2 separate regions of the Homo sapiens genome follow, and region 1 is linked to region 2. Evidence: read pairs that join two places in POLR2A ChIA-PET (ENCODE). Cell type or tissue: IMR-90. All regions are shown on one strand. Each heading gives the region's core, and the rest is flanking DNA. Links, peaks and the distances in the headings are about the cores only. Region 1 overlaps TPST2 (tyrosylprotein sulfotransferase 2). Region 2 overlaps CRYBB1 (crystallin beta B1).

Region 1 (2,882 bases), core at 383-2,882, 57 kb before region 2:
TGGGATGCTGAGGCAGGAGGATCACTTGAACCCCAGAGGTCAAGGCTAAAGTGAGCCATGATCATGCCACTGCACTCCAGCCTCGGTGTCAGAGGGAGCCCCTGCCTCAAAAGAAAAAAAAATCTGAAATCCAAAACCTTTCTAGTCCCAAGAATTTCAGATAAAGGGATACGCAGCCTGTAACACCTCCTAGAAGGGCACTTTGAAATGTGCCTAGCGCAAATGAGAAACTAGTCTTGCAGGAGTGCTGGGAGGTATAAATAAATTAGGGCATGTCGGAACAGCACCTGGCCCAGAGCAAGTGCTACCTGCCTGCTGGCTCTTGTTTTCAGCAAATCCTTGTATGGTGGAGATTTTTATCCCCATCTGAGAAGTGAAGAAATTGAAGCTCCAAGAGATGGAGTGATTAGCAGAAGCCAAACAACAAGTAAGAGGAAAGGCCAGTTTCCAAATGCGGTTCTGCCTCCAAGGTGCCAACCCTAGCGTGGTGTCATGCGGCTCATAAAACAGGGGCAGCAGCCAGGCACAGGGGCTCACGCCTGTAATCCCGGCACTTTGTGAGGCCAAGGTGGACAGATCACGAGGTTAGGAGATCGAGACCATCCTGGCCAACACAGTGAAATCTCCTCCGTACTAAAATACAAAAAATTAGCCAGGCATGGTGGCGCGTGGCTGTAATCCCAGCTACTCAGGAGGCTGAGGCAGAGGAATCGCTTGAACCTGGGAGGCAGAGGTTGCAGTGAGCCGAGATCATGCCACTGCACTCCAGCCTGGGCGACAGAGCAAGACTCCGTCTCAAAAAAAAAAAAAAAAAAAGAAAAAGAAAAAAGAAAAAAAAAATAATCAGATTAAGCCAGAATCGGTTGTTGGAAACAGCGGGGTTTCATTTCAGCAGGTGTGGTGACTCACACCTATAATCCCAGCACTTTGGGAGGCCGAGGCAGGTGGATCACGAAGTCAGGAGATCGAGACCATCCTGGCTAACACGGTGAAACCCCCCTCTCTACTAAAAAAAAAAAAAAAAAAAAATTAGCCGGGTGTGGGGGATCGCGCTTGGGAGCTCCCAGCTACTCAGGAGGCTAAGGCAGGAGAATTGCTTGAACCTGAGAGGCAGAGGTTGCAGTGAGCCGAGATCATGCCACTGCACTTCAGCCTGGGTGATGGAGCAAGACTCCATCTCAAAAAAAAAAACAAAAAAAACAAATGGGCAGCAGGAGACCATGGGAGGAAACTTTGCTCCCTCTTTCCATTGACCCTGAAATGTCCCTGGAAGGGAGGGGCTAATCAATCTAAGAGATCCCCTTAGACTCAGATTCATTCATTCCACCAATGTTTACTGAGCAAGTACCATGTGCGGGGCCCTGCTCAAGATACTGGGATACATCAAGGGCAACAGACAAAGGTTCCTGCCTTCATAGAGCTGACATTCCAGTGGGGAGCCAAGAAACCAGTATGTGAGACAATGACACCAGTGATAAAGGCTCAGAAGCAAATGCCCATGATGAGAGGTGGAGGCATTCCCCAGGGGTTAAAGAAGGAAAGAAGGGAGTGACATTTGCATTGAGACCACACTGAATTTTGGCTCAAATCTATAGGAACTTTCTAAATCATCATTTCTCCAAGCTCAGCAGATCAGGAGGTTCCCAAGAGAAAAGCGGCAGGGGGGCAGGGAGGGGACAACAGCGGGGAGCTGGCAGTGCACAAAGCCAGCTCAGGAGGTCACTGCACTTACAGAGTGGCCCTGGAGCAGGGCCCAGTGCCCACGTGCTCAGGCTCAGCCATCAGCCCTGCAATTCCTCCCCATGGGAACCAGCTCCCAACATTCCATTGCCATGGCTATTCCCAACCCTACCAGACCACGCTGACCACACCAACTCCCACCCACCACGCCTCAACCTTCTGCAGAGCTGGGGAGACGCAGGTCTCTTGGGCAGGGTCCCTGGGAATCAGGGACCTCTGACCTATTGCGGGGGGAAGCCAGCCAAGAAAGCCCTCCAGATTCCAATGGGGTGTGAGTAAGGGAAAAATAATTCTGAAGCTCTGGACACTGCTTGAGCATAAAAAGCATGAAGAGTGGTTCAAGAGGGAAAAAGGGCAGGGAGGCTGGCATGCAGCCTTAAAAATATTAGCTCAGGCCAGGCACAGTGGCTCACGCCAGGCATGGTGGCTCATGCCTATAATCCCGGCACTTTGGGAGGCTGAGGGGGATGGATTGCTACAGCAAAGGAGTTTGCGACCAGCCTGGAAAATAAGACAAAACCCTCTCTTTACAAAAATTAGCTGGGCTTGATGATAATACACCCATAGTCCCAGCTACTTGGGAGGCTGAAGTGGGAGGATGGCTTGAGCCTGGGAGGCAGAGGTTGCAGTGAGCCAAGATCACACCACTGCACTCCAATCTGGGTGACAGGGAGAGATTCTGCCTAAAAAACAAACAAACAAACAAACAAAAAAACATTAGTTCAGACTTAGAGCCCTTATTATATACCAGGCACTGAACTAAGGGTTTTACATATATCATTGCATTTTGTCTTAACCATTGACCCTATTTGACCCTCCCTTATTAACCATCCATTTCCTGGGGCTCAGAGACGTAAAGGAACCTGCCGAAGGCCATGCAGCTGGGAGGCAGGGGAGCTAGAAGGAAAACTCAAGTCTCTCTCTTTCCAGAGCCTGTGTTCTCCTCCCTGTCTTGCTTTGCATTTTTTTTTACCTAAAACCATCAAAGCAGGGTCCCACACACTGTCCCAGTCTCCCGTTCAGAGGCCCAGTTCAGCACTCTGTTAGGGACTAGCCAGGGGTGGGGACTGATGAGGCTGGGGGTCACATCCTGGCTCCCCCACTCAAAGGCTGGGTGTCCTGGGTCAATCTTGGGCAGCTCT
Region 2 (2,913 bases), core at 273-2,772:
TCTATAAAAAATACAAAAATTATCTGGGCGTGGCGGTGCACACCTATAATCCCAGCTACTTGGGAGGCTGAGGCAGGAGAATTGCTTGCCCCAGGGAGGTGAAGGTTGCAGTGAGCCAGAACGTGCCACTACACTCCAGCCTGGGCAACAGAGTTAGATGTGTCTCAAAAAAAAAAAAAAAAAAAAAGGAAAATAGAAACAGGCCAACCAAAATGTCTGGGTTCAAGTAGAAGATGGTCAGGTTTATTTTTTTTTTTTATTTTGAAAAGATCCCTCTAACTTCCCACGACAGGGGGCTGGAAAGGAGTCAGGGAACCCAGCAGGGAGAGAGCTGAAGATGACCAGGTCAGAGATGATGGTGGCCTGGACCAGGACTGTGGCAGGGCAGAGAGAGGAAGGGTTAGACCAAGCTTATTTAACCTGCGGCCTGCAGGCCACATGTGGCTCAGGATGGCTTTGAATGTGGCCCAACACAAATTTGTGAACTTTCTTAAAACATTATGAGATTTTTTTTGCAATTGTTTTAAAGCTCATCCGCTATCGTTAGTGATAGTGTATTTTATGTGTAGCCCAAGACAATTCTTCCAGCGTGGGCCAGGGAAGCCAAAATATTGGGCACCCCTGAATTAGATGGTTGGATCTCAGCCCTGGCTGCACAGACGGACTACTTAGAGGGCATAGAAAAGATAGCAGTGCCGGAGTTCCAGCCCTAGAGATTCAGAATTAATTGGTCTGGGGTGGGGTCTAGGCTTTGAGATTTCTAAACATTTCTAATAACATATTTTATTTAAACAAATATACCTAAAATATTATAATTTCAATATGTAACCAATATAATGATATCAATGCATTGTTGACATTCTTTAAAATTTTTTTTACTATGTATTCAAAACCTAATATGTATTTTACACTTATGACACATCTCCATTTAGCCAAAATTCAAGTGTCCAATGGCCACATATGGCTACTGCCTATTATGTTGAATAGCAAGCTTCTAGAAGCTACTGGAAATGCCCTGGTTGATCACTCTTCCAAACAAACCCCTTAACATAGGTTGGCATATAAGAACCATTCAATGATTGAGAGAGACATCTGTGAATTCTTACAGAGAGTGCATCATGAAGGCAAATAATTCAGTCTTACATTCTGCGAAAAGTGTTGGGAATGATCTGTTTGAATAATCCATTAAGATAAATTTGGTGATGTCAAAACAGCTGGTGGTTGGCACTTGATAGCCTCAAATGCACATTCATGAAAATTCTTATAAATGTTCCCATCATGGAAGACAAAAGTCGGTTACCATCAGCAACTAACATTGGTGAGTAAGATGTAGCTGGTTCATGACTCATCATCAACTTAATTCTGGAAAAAACTGTGAATCACTTGGAGATATCGCCACCATTTTGACCTTGAATCTTCTGGAAGTTGACTTAGTTAAATATTATAAGAAACTAATTCAGTATATTGTCTTATTATTAAGAGGTTCAAGCTGCGTTTCTACAGTATCCCTCTCCTTTTTTTTTTTTTTTTTTTTTGAGATGGAGTCTGGCACCGTCACCCCGGCTGGAGTGCAATGGCATGATCTCGGCTCACTGCAACCTCTGGCTCCCGGGTTCAAGTAATTCTCCTGCCTCAGCCTTGCTAGTAGCTGGGATTACAGGCATGCGCCACCACGCCCGGCTAATTTTTGTATTTTTAGTAAAGACGGGGTTTCGTCATGTTGATCAGGCTGGTCTTGAACTCCTGACCTTGGGTAACCACCCACCTCAGCCTCCCAAAGTGCTGGGATTACAGGCATGGGCCACCATGCCCGGCTACAATATCCCTCTTCTTAGCCATTGCATGATCTGCAACCAGCATGTTTGGTGTTTCGAATGGGCACTGAAATTTGAAAAGTTTTCCCAGGCCTGGCATGGTGGCTCACGGCTGTAATCCTAGCACTTTAGGAGGCCCAGGCGGGAGGATCACTTGAGGCCAGGAGTTCAAGGCTGCAGTGAGCTATGATCACACTACTGTACACCAGGCTGGGGGACACAGCAAAACCCCATCTTTGGGAAAAAAAAAAAAAAAAAAAGCTCCCAGTAAGGTCTAAATGTGCAGCCAGGGATATCAAGAGAATCAAGGAAGATGCTGAAGTTTTTAGCTCTAACTTGGAAGCTTTTGTGCTTATCATTTGCCCAGGGTTCCTAGCTGGGTATGTAGTGAGTGTGTTAAGGACACTGATGAATTGATGAGCTCAAGAATCCACGGTCCTTTGACAACTCGGAGGCTGCCACGCCTCCCTACCCACCATCATCTCCTTCTTGCCCTTGTCAGATCTCAGACTTACACCTGCCCTGCCCCGCCTGGCTGATTCTCCAGCCCCAGCCGGAGAGCCACTCACCATTTTGATGGGCCGGAAGGACATGAGCCGATCACTGCGGTAGCTGCTCGACCATGTGTTCCAGCGAGGGTACTCGCCCTTCTCCAGGATGAACATCTCCCCGCGGAAGTTGGACTGCTCAAAGGCGACCCAGCTGGATACAAGAAGGACCATGAGGCAGACAGGAGACATATGGTTAGTAGAAGCCCCCACTCCCTACTTGCCTTTCTCTCTCCCCTGGCAAGGCAGCCCTGAGGACAGTAGGAAAGTCCAAAGGGGGCTGAACATGTCTGGGTTTGATTTTAGGCTCTGACACTTACAGGCTGTGTGACTATGGGCAAGTGACTTTACCTCTCTGAGCCTTTGTTTCTCATCTACACTCATATGCCTGTTTCCTTGGAGTTGGTGAAGGATTAAGTGAGATAAATGTGTGTGATTATCTGAGCACACTGTTTCTCTAGATGTAAGGTTCATACATGCTTCAAGTACTATCAGGACTTGGAGCCAAGGAACACATAGACATTTGAAACTTGACGCCAGCTAGGAGAAAG

Evidence for each region. Peaks named below come from ENCODE experiments on the same cell type or tissue, not always from the same donor. Only the 100,000 strongest peaks of a DNase experiment are listed, where the experiment ranks them.
Region 1: POLR2A ChIA-PET joins it to region 2 with 7 read pairs; 10 of 35 experiments call an interaction of 5 or more read pairs at or near these places.

Annotation. Positions count from the first base shown.
Region 1 is chr22:26,548,860-26,551,741 of GRCh38, forward strand. The region is part of intron 1 of TPST2 (tyrosylprotein sulfotransferase 2); the gene reads right to left. Among named protein-coding and RNA genes, the nearest start is that of MIR548J, 5.0 kb to the right of the region's middle. RefSeq lists a silencer at 1,444-1,738. In IMR-90, for the core only: no CTCF peak of the experiment used is centred there; a DNase peak (open chromatin) is centred at 1,882; H3K27ac peaks cover 1,445 bases.
Region 2 is chr22:26,605,506-26,608,418 of GRCh38, forward strand. CRYBB1 (crystallin beta B1) reads right to left here. Exons shown (of 6, transcript NM_001887.4): 4 at 2,384-2,516. It also overlaps a transcript of CRYBA4 not described here. Among named protein-coding and RNA genes, the nearest start is that of CRYBB1, 11 kb to the right of the region's middle. RefSeq lists an enhancer at 1,893-2,535. In IMR-90, for the core only: no CTCF peak of the experiment used is centred there; a DNase peak (open chromatin) is centred at 1,356.